2 separate regions of the Mus musculus genome follow, and region 1 is linked to region 2. A link is a loop called in an ENCODE intact Hi-C map of the cell type or tissue named here. Cell type or tissue: left cerebral cortex. All regions are shown on one strand. Each heading gives the region's core, and the rest is flanking DNA. Links, peaks and the distances in the headings are about the cores only.

Region 1 (7,384 bases), core at 921-5,920, 76 kb before region 2:
CATTTAACTAAAACTGAAGATGAAAAAGAACGTGACAAGAACCCAGCTGGCCAATAAAAATGGGATTGTTATCCAACTCCCAAGCAATCAGAGAACAGAAGTATCTTGACATAAAACTTTCTCCAGTTGCCAAGTGAAGTCTCCTATGGTGAGCACTGTTAGAACCAGGACTGTACATTCTTACAGGTATGGGGGAGAGAAACCCTCACAGCTTTTTTGCTTGGTTGGTTTCAGGTGATTTGAGACAGGAGCTCCCCACACAGCCTAGAACCCTTGGTCACTGCCTCAAACTCCCAAGGTGGGGGTTGGGGTGGGGTTGACAGGCCAGAGCTACCACTGCTCCAAGTAGGCTTATTTGGCATAAAGTGAGTCTAGCATCTGAGTGGTCCTTCCAGGAAGATCATGTCTAAGGAAACTTTGATCTTCATGAAGAGTGAGCATTGGGAAAGGATTTATGGTCCACCTAGAAAAAGGACTGGCCGAGCTCCCCAGAGCCATCACTCACAAGGAAGAGCCCATGTTGGACTCCCAGAAGTTCACATCAGGGGACCTGGGATCCTGGAAACCCAGGTTTGCAAAGGCCTACCTGGGCTTCAGGCCAGGGTCCAGCAAATTGCTTGCCCTTGCCCACAACAAGGACAGTCAAGACCCCAGGAGTGCACTTTTGCTGTGATAAGCATTGATCAAATGGTTTTAATTAAAACTCCAGGAAGGAAAGGGTTTATTCTCACAGGTTAGAATCTATCATAGAGGGAAGCCAACAGGAACTCACAGCAGGAGCCTGAAAACAGGAACAGAAGGAAAGGCCCTGAGGATCGATCAATTGCTTCTTACTACCTGCCTCTCCATGTCTTGCTCAGCCTGCTTTTTTTTATACAACCCCAGAAACACCTGCCTAGGGCAGGAACAACTCACAAAGAGCTGAGCCCTCCCATGTCAACTAGTAATCAAGAAAACGCCCCACATACATGTCCACAGGACAATTCGATGAAGGCAGAGCCTCAGATTTTTCATTTCCCATGTGTACGCCTGGGTTTGTGTCAAGTTGACAAAAAACAAAAAACAAAAGCAAACAAACACAACAGAACAACCAGCACTGTCAGCTAAGGAATTCTGGGCCATCAGATGTGAAGGCGGAGTAGAAGTCTAATAGCAAAGAACAGAACAGCCAGGGACCCCGGGAGGAAAGTGGCCTTGTGTATACACACTGGTGTGGGGAGCCGCCCTCACATTTGCTATTATAAGATGGCGCTGACAGCTGTGTTCTAAGTGGTAAACATAATCTGCACACGTGCAGGGGCAGTTTTCCCGCCATGTGTTCTGCCTTTCTCGTGATGACAACTGGGCCGATGGGCTGCAGCCAATCAGGGAGTAATACGTCCTAGGCGGAGGATAATTCTCCTTAAAAGGGACGGGGTTTTGCCATGTTTTTTCTCTCTCTTGCTCATGCTTTTTCTCTCTCTTGTTCTTGCTTTTTCTCTCTCTTCTCTTGCTTTCTTGTTCTTGTTCTTTTTCTTGCTTTCTTTCTCTCTCTTGCTCTGACTCTTGCTCTGGCTCTTGCTCTCTGGCTCCTGAAGATGTAAGCAATAAAGCTTTTGCCGCAGAAGATTCTGGTTTGCTGCGTTCTTCCTGGCCGGTCGCGAGAACGCGTTTAAGACACTGGGTAGTTTCCATGGGCTTCTCTCTCCTGTCTTGGTTAACTGGTTTTTAAATGCAAAGATTTCAGAAGCTCTAGGGAAAAGACTGTTAAGAAGAAAGAAAGCTAGTTGATTGTGTCTGGGCTTGTCTGCACATAAATAGTTGTAGAAATGCCTTTTCTTGAAAGGTGGCTTAGTTAGGGGTTCATTGCGGTGAATAGACACCATAACCATGTCAACTCTTATAAAGGAAAATACTTAACTGAGGTTGGCTTATGGTTCAGAGGTTTAGTCTATTACGGTCATGGTCAGAAGCATGGTGGTACACAGGCAGACATGGTGCTGGAGAGGTAGCTGAGAGTTCTACATCTGGATCCATAGGCAGCAGCAAAAGACAGTCAGTCACTGGGCCTGGCTTGAGCTCCTTAACCCTCGAAGCCTACCCCAAGTGACACATTTCCTCCAACAAGGCCACACCAACACCAACAGCACCATACCTCCTAATGGTGCTACTCCCTACAGACCTATGGGGCCATATTCATCCAAACTCTCACAAAAGGTAAAATACAGGACTGGTGTTTATTGCTTTTCAAAACCAGCCGAATACTAAGGTAAGATAATGGTACTGTCCGTGTGTGTATTATTCTATAGGCTGGAGGAGAAGCCTCTACCTAAAACACATTGAGATGCAATGTATGTTTGTAGTCATGTGTTTAGCATGTCTCCAACTTTAAATTGCTTATCTGACCTAACATGTTTCTTTGTAATGTGTATGCACACACGTGTATGCAAATGTGTGAATGTATGCATGCATGTGTGTGAATGTGTGTGTGAATGTGTGCGTATGTGCATGCATGTACACGTGTTGATGAAAGCTGTACTCAAAGTTTTATCATACTAGATTAGCACTCTCCCACTGAGCCCTATGTCCAGCCCTGTCAGCTATCTGCTAGCGAGTCCAGGTGAGAGGAGAGAACCCAGTCTAGCCTAGTCCCTCCAAGGCTGAGTGGCCCAAAACAAACATGCCAGGGGCTGGGAGTCTATCAAAGCAGGAACTCATTTTATTGCATCAGTCTTTTGTTTATATAGGGTTGAGGAAGGAGGTGGGGATTTTTGGTGAGGTGAGATGAGGTAGGGGCCGGGGAAGGGTGATGGAGGGTATGGGGTGACTGACAGGGCCAATAAAGTTATTCTACATCAGTGGTAGCTAGGCAAAGGCAGGCTTAAGTAGGTTGTGCTGAGCCACTCCAGTATGGAAGTGAACAAGACAGGTCTCTAAACTCGAGCAAAGACTCAGGCTTCCCCACTAGGCCTCAGTATCCAGACGAATAAGGCCCAACACTGCCCAGAGGAACAGTTCACTAGAAGGTTGCCTCTTCCAGTCAGGACTCCTTAAGTCAAAACTGACTTCTTCCTGTGATGTCTTAGGTATCTGTGTTCAAGCCATGTTACAGCTTTGTCAATACTCATGACAGATAGAATTCTTTTATTATGTTGCAACTATATAGCAATTAAGAATCAGAAGGGGGCCGGAGAGATAACTAAGCAGTTGAAAGTGCTGGCCGTGTTTGCAGACGACCCAGATTCTATTCCCAACACCCATGTGGCAGCTCACAACCATCTCTAACTCCAGTTCCAGAGGAGCCATGTTCTCCTCTGGCTCAGCAGGGACTATACACATGGTGCGCAGACATACACAGGCCAAGTACCCATCTCCACACTTTTTAAAAAAAAAAAATAATGAGATTTTTTTTAAGTCTAATAAATTACCTGTATCTTATGGTATTCAATTTGTTTTCTTTTTAAGGACAATTTTCCTTGAACTTTAACTGAAGTAGCAGACACTATTTTAGAACAGATTTGCAGCCATCTTATAAAGGAACACTGGTACTTCCTTAAGAAGTGTGCAGACTGCTTATATCGTCTTCGAAAAGATCAGATTAAATCTTCATTATAAAGATGCTGCCGCCTAGATGCTAATTTCGTTGCCTCTGGGATATGTGTTTTTCACAGGGTGGTTAGCCTCCTAATTGCTTGGACACGCGTGAACTCCATGGTGAGTTTGTATGCTCCATTGATACCACATACACTGAGTTGAATCATTATTGCAAAGCCTTTTGAAAGATTGAGACAAAAAAAAATCACACGACTTATTCACAGAGATACGAAGGCAGAGCAGTAGAGTCCAAATTTAGCATCGCCGGGGAAGACTCTGGTCCCTGGAAGAGTGAGCTGCAATGTGAGCTCTCAAGGAAACAAGCAGACAGTAAAGGAGATTGAAGGAATGAGATGGCTGAAGGGGCTGAAGAGAAGGGCTGCTGTTCCAAGAGCGAGATGCAAGTGGAGAGCACGGGCCGTGGTTTGGATAGGATCTGAGCATCCTCCCCAAGGGCTCATATGTTGGGTACTGGTGGTTTGACAAGCCCTAGGATCTTGTCAAAGATCATGTGTAGGACATGGAATACAATGGGAAGTAGCACTGGTGGGGGGAGGGGACCGTAAGTGGCTCTTACCACAATAGAGGGCAATCCTGCTCCCCTACCTGACCGCATGCAGCTTCCGGTCTCACCATCTCATATCCAGCTTCCGGTCTCACCGGCTCACATCCAGCTTCCAGCCTTACCTCATCATTTCTCCTCCTTGCTATCTGCTCCCACCATTGAGGTGTCATGCAATCCTCACAAGGATCCAGCCAGTGCCACCACCGTGTCCTTGAATCACCAGAGACACAAACAAACCTTGTCACAAAGCATCCAGCCCCTGGTATTTGATCATTATAATAAAAACAGACTAATATACTGGCGTGCTCATTTCAGATAGTCGGAGATGTCAAATCACCCAAAAGCCAATTATGTCTCTATGATCCCAGGTCTATATACAATGAATATATAACAATAAAAGTATTTTAAAGAAACTGATGACATATACCATGGAGGTAGGGCATGGTGGCTCAACCAGGAGCTGTTTAACCTCCCTCTGACCATTCCTTCCTTCTTTAATATCACAAATAATGAGGCATGAAAAATTAATGACATATTCGAGGAACTATAATTTCTTTGTTAACACAGAAAGCCGTCTTCATAGTTTTTGAGTTAATTTTTTTCCAGGAGCACATACACTAAAAATGGAACGTTTCAGAGAAAACCATCATAGCCCTGGGTAAGGGTGGGGTGTGATCTTGTCAAGGGCTCCGTGCGCTTTCTGTTTTGTAGCCTGTGAGTCTCTGCCACGTGCTTCGGGGCACACCTGCATTTTGTGTACATTTCTTGTAAGAGTTCCATACTGTAGAAAGGCGGCTTTTGTTATCTTTATGCTATTCTGTGCCTGCATTATTTTTACAGTCTGTTAGTTACTGTGTTTATAAACAGAATAAAAGGACAAAGAGCTCAACTCTTATTTTAAGAGCAGAGGGTACCTTAACACATAGGCTTAGCCTCCAGTGATTGTAGTACATCAGTGTGGGCTTATGAGTAGAAGGGACCTTTCTTCATGGTCACATGTAGTTAGATGATGCAGAAGGGCATCCAGTGAGGCCATTTCCCTAAAAATTGAGCTCCAAATCCCTCAGGTACTACTGCCTGGGCAATTCTTGTCTGCTCTACAATTACTAATCACTGTGAACATTAATTACATATTGGGTTGAAAATTAGAATATACTTGGACAATCCATGGATGAAGATGGAGTCGGGGATTAGGATTGACAGGAATGCTGGCTTCATAACTTGGCTTCACTTCTAAGGAAAAAAATCAAGATCTGAAGTTAGTAATGTTTCAGAGGCGATCCAGACAGACCTGAGCATATCCAGTTAGCGCGTGCCGGCTGCCCAGCGATGCTCCCTGCGCTGCAGCCCAGCGAGGCTCCCAAGGTGCCTCTGGTGCCTGACACTCAGAGGGATGTTTTAAAAAATGTGGTGAAAGAGCAGCGGTCAGGCAGGGAGGGGGTGAGCACAGCAGCGGTCAGGCCGGAGCAGGGATGGGCACAGGAGATCCATCTGCTCTTTCCCCCGCCCCAGCCCTCCCTTTGGCAGTAATGGTGACGTTACTAGAGGATGGGGTCCCACTCACTCAGACCCAGATCTAAGAAAAGAACATCTTAGGAGAGGTTTAGTGGCACTTAGCCAGAGGCCGCTTGCCTGCTGAGACCTGGGGAAGCATGACAGCTAACACATTAGGAAACCCTCCAGGGGATGTCTAGAACCCACGGCTTCAGCACACAGGGTCTGCAGATCTACTTATCTGACATTTGGCTCTTCAAATGCCTTGTGAAAGATATCCCAGGTCTTCAGTCCCACAGTGGTAAGGGCAATGCGCTGTGCTTCTCTGGCCCTTCTTGGGACCTCAGCTAAACTCCATGCTCCTAGTTCTCCGCAATAGCCTGCCCTTTTGTGCTGGGCTCTTTCTTGCGGTCTGTGAGAGCTGAGAGAACTGAGAGTGCATCTTGCTCCAGCATAAAGCCTCTCCCACATTTCAGCACACCAACCCCGTTTCCTCTTCTTCCAGAGAAGACTTGAAAGCCCGGGATGAAGATAGTACACAGAACATCAACAGAAGCATGACTGAGTCCCCACATGAGTGGCCAGCAACCACTCTCTTCCTGCAGGCCTTCTCTGAGGAGAACCAAGACCCTGCCACTGGGCTGCCATTATTCGGATGTTTTTGGTTACAGCAGCAAGCACCACTAACCCTGGCTAGTGTACTCAAACACATATGACAAGAAATGAGCATGGCCCATCCAAGAAATAGAATCGAGAGCAGGGTGCGTAGGTGAAGCTGGCTTTTGCTCTTGCAAGCAGTCTTTAACTTACAACAGTGTTTTTACATAATTTAGATGAGGATATAAATGACTGATTTAGAGGGGAAGTGGAGGCTTGCAAGAAAAACAGATGCAAACATGGATGATAACAGAATGCATGACCAGTGACTCACTCCACTTCTTCTGCTTGTACCGGTTGGGGATGTGGAGTCCCTCGAGGGGTAGGATGCTTGGGAATAGACTCTCCTTTCCTCCTCTTTCTCAGATGTAAGACGATATTTTGAACTGTAAGTGGCAGTGGCGGAAGGCAGAAATTCAGAGACCGCCAGCTCATGCAGATCCTTTGTGAAGATAATTTCAAAGCACCCTATTCTGGAGCCAATCGGGGGACTGCCTCTCATAGACTCACCTTGTTCAAACGAGACACTCGGCTGACATCTGGTGGATAAGCGTCCACACAAATCATCAAGTGCAGATCTTGTATCTGCGCAGCAATATCCCCTCCTTCCTTACAATCCTGGACAGCTCACGCTTTGGGATCTTCGTTCCTGGAGTATCCACTGATTGTTCCAGACCCACAGATCTACAGATCCAGGTCCTGAAAGTGACTCCACCTTGCGTTTCTCTCTCTCTCTCTCTCTCTCTCTCTGTGTGTGTGTGTGTGTGTGTGTGTGTGTTTCCTGTTCAAAGCATTTCTCCTTTGTTTTAGTTAGGATTTTACTGTTGTGAGCAGACACCATGACCAAGGCAACTCTTATAAGGACAACATTTAACTGGGGCTGGCTTACAGGTTCAGAGCTTTAGTCCAGTATCATCAAGATGGGAGCATGGCAGCATCCAGGCAGGCATGGTGCAAGAGGAGCTGAGACTTCTACATCTTCATCTGAAGGCTGCTAAGCAGAAGACTGGCTTCCAGGCAGCTAGTCTTAAAGCCCACAGTGACACACCTACTCCAAGAAGGCCACACCTACTCCAACAGGGCCACACCTTATAA
Region 2 (7,384 bases), core at 785-5,784:
CACGTCTTTGCCAGACACTATAACCTCTATGACATATGTCTGTCTCACACTTGAAGTCCAACACTTTGGTTTACAGCTTCGTCTGTATTTCGCCATTTTGATGAATGACGTCAGACTTCCTCTCATACCTCTTGCGAGTTTCTTGACTGTCAGACTCTACTCCACTGACTTCCTGGCTGTCACCATCACACTCTGGTAGGATGGCCCACTCTCTAGAGTATTTCCCAACTTTCACCTGCTTCTTGCTGGACATCTGGCTGAGTCACTTCTCACACCCAGTGTCTTTCTCTTTCTTAAGTTTTACTCTCAGGTTGCTGGAGCATACCCTCAAATATTTCTCAAAACAGGGACTCCCAAGTTTGGCTACACCATTCCCAATCTTTAAATCCTTGCTTATGTTGAAACTTCTTGCTAGGCCAGATTCTATTTTCATAATAGCTGTCTTTTAATCCGTTAATTATTGGAGCTTTTGCTCTGTCTCTGTAGGTCTCCGTGACAACTTTCCTACATAAAGGTTTGTAGCAGCTTAAGGACAGAAACCTGTGAGTCTCTCAGCTCTTCTGGTTTTTAAGTATTAAATTTCTCTGCCATTGATGTTACCACTTCTGCTTTGTTTGCATTTACCTAGCTTATCTTTGCCAAATTATTCAATGGCAAGGTCCTGCCCCTGAAGGAACACACAGCACTGTCCTCTCTGACATCCTAGGGCACTGCCTCCCCCCAGGAGCCATGCCCTGCACATGCCCCACCTCAGCCCCTTCAGCCCACTTCCTTTCCGCTACTTACCAAATACTTGTTTCTTTTTTGACTTTCTATTTTTCCTCGTCCCACTGACTTTTTTCTTAATGTGTTACCCCATCCTTTTATGGTCTAGATTAGCTTTATTTTATTTTATTTATTTAAGTCATCAGACCATTGCCAGTCTGACTTTCCCCACATCCTCTGCTTTCGTGCCACTAGGACACCTCTATGTATCCAAAGATCTCTACATGGACTAATTTTCCTCAAAGAGAGTTTAGGTAGCACATTTCCTGGATTTTTATGTTTACTGGCAGTAACAAATGACAAACTATAAACAGATATAAACAATATCTGCCTGTCTCCAAGTCTCCAGAGTTCCAGATGACAGGTCCAGTACTAGGCTGATCTTGTGTATGCAGAATGACAGGGTGGTTACAAGCACACACTCTACAACCAGGGCAAATTCCAACTCGGCCACACACAGACACATGGCCGTATGGCCTTTGATAGAGTGCTACGCACTGTCTACACTGCTGGCTCTTCAGTGAGTGAGCACGGGCATCGGACTGTGCTAAAATACGCCAAGACCTGCACAAGGCGAGCACTTGGTGACGGACACTCACCCAAGGTATTGTCATTTCCCTCTCAGTACCTGAAGACTCACACTGTCACTGCACACTTAAATCACATCTGAGTCCCTGACCCTCACCGAGCCATTTAAACCTCAAGTTTCACCCTCCTACAGACAGAACACCTTACATAACAGCCGAGTACTGGAGCAGAAAAAGGCTCAGGCTGAGGTTAAGGATGCTCTGATCTTTTTAAACAATGTATCCTAATATTACTTTTTAAAGTACAGTATTAATTCTGAAAAGAGAAAGCAATACTCAAGAGTTCTGACTGAATATATTCGGGAAAGCTAGGCTGCAACACTAAGAGTCAATCTAAGGAAGTGACTCCGATTCCCTAAGTCATTATCTATTCAACATAACACAGAAAGGCTGCGTCTGAGTAACGATATTGAGTAAACTATGAAGTTGCCACAGACTCAAACAGCGGCACCAGCCTTTAATGAAAGCGAAGTAAAAGCCAGGGTCAGTAATCAGAGCAAGCATGAGGGGCCGAGTCGCCAGCGCCACCCTACAGGAGCTGGTCCTCCCAGACAGGCCTGGGGTCAGGTTTGCTCAGCATGTACCCTCCCTCCTGTGAGAGTCGCACTTCACGGTGAGAACATAGCGATGTGACCGGTTATGGGCAGAGCAAGGTCAGCATCTGCACAAAGAAACATGGGAAATAAACTCTAGGAAACAAGGGGAACACACACACTGGTCTCGCGCAGCAGACTGTAGCTCAGTTCAGCAAGCAGCTGGACACATGCTAGCCGGAAAGACTGAAAATGCCTTTGAGCTAAACTCTTTTATTGATTTAAAAGAAGAAAGTCTAACTTAAATGGGAATCCAAGGACTAGAAGGTACTTCCTGTATTAATGTCAGTTCCCTGATCCTAACCATCATGCTACAGTGACACACAAGAAAGCCATGGTTTGTAGAAAATGGATACAAGGAGATCCAGAGTGCCAAGGCACCATTTCAGATGTCAGCATCTTAGCAAAGTAACACTTCAAGTTTTTTCAACGTAAAACTTCTAGAAAGCATTGGGAGTTATGAAATATTGCTCAGTAGATGACAATTTTGCCTTACAGGCCTGAGGACCTGAGCTTCGATGCCCAGAACCCTCAGAAAAAACCAGATGCAGAAGCCTGTTTGTAATCCCAGCACATTCATACCAGGATGGGAAGAAACAGGAGGATTCTGGGAGCTCTCTAGCTAAGTAGACTGCTATACACAGCTGTAAACAATACAGGTCCTGACTCCAGATGGAAGGCAAGGAGGTAGTCCTCCCACCTCAGCACTATCTCAAAGCATGCATGCACATATTATACACATCATTCATATATATATATACATACACACACACACACACACACACACACACACATATACACCATACACACAAAACACACATATACTCAAACAACACACCATACATCTCATACATACTATATACATAAATACACACATACATGTGCCATATATACAAACATACATGCATGCATACCTACATACACACACACACACACAAAGTTGATTATCTTAAATTAGACTGGGGTCTTTGACAAGTGTCTTGTGCATGCTCACTTTATGTTACAAGCAGGATTGTTATGGTCGATTTATATAAGAAGGAGTTAAAACCCCCTTGAGCCTGAGAGACATGCAGGGAGAGAATGAAACAGAAGCTTGAAACTGAAGCTATCACTAAATGCAAAACTGCCATCTGGTGGCAATTTAAGAAAATCCATTTCAAGTAACAGCTAAAGAGGGTGTGGAGATAGTGACACAAATGTTCAAATTTAGCAATTCAGACAACATTACCACAGCAGTACATTCAAGCTGCTCTAGGATCGTCTGTGAAGACTTCTTAGTAGAATCAGCTAAAAAAAAGTCTTAGGGGGAAGGGGGTAACTAAAGAAATGAAAGCAATTCTGGCACTGCCCATCTTGGTGAGCCCTACCAAAGGCCTCTACCCACCAAGTCCATTTCTATGTGCACAGCACTCAGCGTCCCACAGGCAAAATGCCCAAGCCTCCCACAAAGTCAAACAGAAGGCAAACTAGCCTCCTAAGTACTATGGCCTCCTTCATCAGTTTATGCTTTCCACCACAAATGATTTCTTTAGTCATCAAAGGCTCCCAGTGCTCATTATATTAACTGTGCATCCTGCTCTAAGTACATACAATGCGAATTCAAGTTTACAAAAAATCCTCACTTTTTTCAGCCTCTACTGATGTAAAACCGAGCCAGCTTCAGTTTTATTCGGTATTAACCTAGCAGATCCAAAACTGGTCTTATTTTTAAAAGTCTAGCTACCTAAACAGCTTGCTCTACCTTTTATCCTAACTTCATAGATATTATTTACAAATATATGAAAGAAAAAAGAACATTCATAGCATGTTTTATTGGATTCCAGAAAGAGCCTGGAATAAAGTTAGGTGGAGACTGAGAAAAGTTCAGCTCGTGGTCTGTAGTGTTGGGGGTGGTTCAATCGCACAGACACGCTCCATGCCATGTGGAGTCCTTGCAGGAACCATCATAAAGTGAGGGAGGGTGGCTGAGAGAAGAAGAAGAGAGGAGGAGGAAGGGGAAGAAGGAAGAGGATGAGAGGAGGAGGAAGGGGGAGAAGGGGAGAAGGAGGGGAGAGGAATAGAGGAGGAAGAGGAAGAAGGGGAGAGGGAGAGAGAAGGAAGAGGAAGGAAGAGAAAGGAAGAGAGGAGGAAGGGGAAGGAGGTGAAAGGAAAAGAGAAGGAAGAGAAAGGAGGAGAGGGGAGAGGAGAAGGGAGGGGGAGGAGGGGAGAGGTAGAAGGGAGGAGGGGAGAGGAAGAGAGGAGGAAGAAGGGGAAGGAGAAGAGAGGAAGAGAGGAGTAGGAAGAGAAAAGAGGGGAAAGGAAGAGAGGAGGAGGAAGGGGAGGAAAAGAAAGGAGGAGGAAGGGGAAGGGGGAGAAGAAGAGAAGAGGAAGGGGAAGGAGAGGAGATGGAGATGGGAAATGGAGATGGGAGATGGAGGGCAGTCATGAGGAAGGGGAGGAGAGGAAGGAAGCAGCAAGCAGCACCAGACAAACACTAGACATTTCATTTTAACTCAGTTATAATCATCTATATTAATGACAAAGGGTCAAAGAACAAACCCCTTTCTCCATTTATAAAACCAGCTGCCAACCATGTACCAAACTAATTACAATTTACAAATATAGGAACAAAACTGAAGGCAAATACAGTGGAAGACTTAACTGCAACACTGTTAAAGGACACACAGGGCGTGGAAAGCTACAGTCGTCTATATGCCAAATTACACTCAACTGGCACTGGCAGGCTTTCAAATGAGGACTTAACACAGTAAAACCAAACTGGAACTCGAATGAGACACACACAAGGTATAAACCAACAAACAAGCACTGGCTGGGTCTTCCTTTCTCTCCATGAAGTCAGTGGGCATTAACTGCACTACAGACAACACATCTTATTTCTAATTACCTATTAAATCAAAACGGACTGGATATATTTCAAGGTTACTTCAAATCCAAGAAATGTTGCAAATAATAAAGTCTACATGTTTGTAAGCAAAATTAATTAAACTTTGACAATAGCAAGGATTTAACCCAAATAATTAAGCCAGGAAAATAATATAGTAAACCCTTTCCCTAGTTTTGTAGTCAAATAAAGATAGCAAGATTAAAAACAGAAATATTAAAATCTGGAAGGGATATAAAATTAAGTTATAATAAAGAGGAAATTTTAAAAGCTTTGATCATCTCCAAAAAAAAAAAAAAACAAACAAATTAAAGAAGTAAAGAAAAGTACTAATTTGCAGGGAGGTAAAGGTCAAAATTAAAGAAAACTTCTAAAAGAAATGAATAAACCAGAAGCTGTGGGGGATTTTTTAATATAAAAATAAAATATTTTAAATAAATAAAAAGAAAAGCTGCCCAGAAGGAGGAGGAAGAGGGAGGACGGTGGAGGGAGCTCAAGCACGGAAACAAGGACAGAACTACAGTTGCTGTCCACAGTTTCTGCTACCAATGAAAATCTAAGAGTCACTTACACAAGGAAAGGTACAATCAGTACTGTCCAAAACCCAACAGCCACTGCAAGGAGACCCTGGATAGCCTGTTTTATTTTTACATTAATGGGACCGCTATTCATATTTACCTTATGCAAGACCATGTTTTAAAAAAAAAAAAAAAAAAACTCCCAAATGATTTTGTAATCAAACAGAAGTTTCCAGTACCTGATAAAATGGTGAGTGACACTTATCAACAAGCATAAGTGGTGGCGGTACACCGTCCTCTGACCCCACCACTTGAGAGATGGAGCAGGAGGAGCAGGGGTCCAAGGCCACTTAACATAGTGAGTTCAAGGCTGGCTAGGGCTACGTTGAAACTCACCCCACAAAGTAATAAACTTCTCAGAGAAACAAACCTAAAATTTTAAATGGCTTTTTGAAAATATGGTAGGACACTATACTATACTAATAAAATTAATATTCTCTGAACAAATGCTAATGTATAGTTAAGCCTTGGCTTATGAGATACAGGTATTTTAAATCAAATGGAGACATATAAAATAATTAAAATGTCAGGACACCTAAAAAGCAGAGAAACTGTGACCATTGATGTGTGATAACAAAGGTTTCAATAAAACACATTAAAAGCATTTTAGAGGAACATTTAAGGACCAGAGAAAATATCAGAAATGCAATTTTTCTAATTAAAATACAGAGAACAACATAGCATGGTTCTTGGCCTTGTTTTTCGGTAAGGCACAATTTTGTGTTGGAATGCCAGCACTGTAGGCAGGCTGGTACGAGGCTGTGCTAAGTGGACTGCCTCGGTTCACGGCAGCCTCCATGTGATTTCCTTCTGAACACCACTGCAGGTCCTGAACTGCATACAGAGCACACAGAGGAGAACCCGGGTGGAGATGTAAAGGCACAACCACCATCAGAGGCCCTTCTGTGGGGTTCAGAGTCCTTATAGAATGTGCTCATTTCACAATTCCAGTGATGCTGAAGGCAGGAGCTGTCTTATCTCTCACATGGGGCAGAGCTTTTGAAAGCACATAAATACTGCTTAGGATGAACAATTTTAATGTAAAATTTTAACTGCTCAGCAAAGTTTAGTGTTAAGGGCATTATTTTTACAGGATTAAAGGTTAGTGAAATTCTAACTTACAACACCATTTTAGAGAGTACACTGCTACACACAGAAAAACATGTCTTTGTCTTTTATTCTTAAAGGACACCCACGATACAAATGAAATCGGTTTTCTTAAATGTTCTTTCTCTACTCTAAAAAACACTACATTAAGTAAGGAGCACAATAGGTATTTTTACTTATCTTGATAATACTTCAAGTTTTAATTAAGATAAAATTTTAAAGGTGCAACAAGGCTGAATGTCAGCAAATATTTCAGAGAGAGGTCACAATCAGTTGATGGCCATACGTACCACTGGGACCCTACCCACCCGCACTGGTCTCAGAAGCTAAGCAGGACCCAACCTGCTGACATGGATAGATACAAGTCACATCCAATGATTGTTTTATACTCTAAGATCACCAAGAATGAAGTATGACATAGACAACACTTCACAGGCAGGAGAGATGGCTCGGGGGTTAAGAGCACTGACCACTCTTGCAGAGGGCCTGAGTTTGATTCCTAGCACCCACATGGCAGCTCTCAGCCGCCTGTAAGTCCAGTGCATTTGGCCTTCTTGGGCCCCACATATACACAATGCATACACAGACAAGCAGACATATGCATAAAGTCAAATAAGCCTTTTTTAAAAAGAACCTTTTTAATCACCAGTCATGCAAAACAATGTAACTATTGACATTTTAGTCAAAATATAAACATTTGTCTTTAAAATATTACTTAAAAATTAGATAAAAGACATCAAATCTCTATAAAAGTGTTTATGACTATGTACTATAGTATTCCACTATCTGATCTTCCTTTTATTTCACTAGATAAAAGGCAAGGCTTTTGTTTCACACACATGAGAAATTCTAGAGTGTTCCATTTCCTACTAC

Evidence for each region. Peaks named below come from ENCODE experiments on the same cell type or tissue, not always from the same donor. Only the 100,000 strongest peaks of a DNase experiment are listed, where the experiment ranks them.
Region 1: a loop joins it to region 2, with 2.1 times the contacts of the local background. A loop is called at or near these places in 1 of 42 quality-filtered maps.

What each region holds. Positions count from the first base shown.
Region 1 is chr13:59,410,248-59,417,631 of GRCm38, forward strand. It overlaps Gm34788 (a long non-coding RNA gene), which reads right to left and starts at 7,032. Exons shown (of 3, transcript XR_873544.1): 1 at 6,800-7,032; 2 at 3,408-6,675; 3 at 1,991-3,069. In left cerebral cortex, for the core only: no CTCF peak of the experiment used is centred there; a DNase peak (open chromatin) is centred at 3,830; H3K27ac peaks cover 741 bases.
Region 2 is chr13:59,486,270-59,493,653 of GRCm38, forward strand. The region is part of intron 17 of Agtpbp1 (ATP/GTP binding protein 1); the gene reads right to left. Among named protein-coding and RNA genes, the nearest start is that of Agtpbp1, 67 kb to the right of the region's middle. In left cerebral cortex, for the core only: a CTCF peak has its summit at 3,078 (motif pointing left); DNase peaks (open chromatin) are centred at 3,124, 3,859 and 4,666; H3K27ac peaks cover 2,680 bases.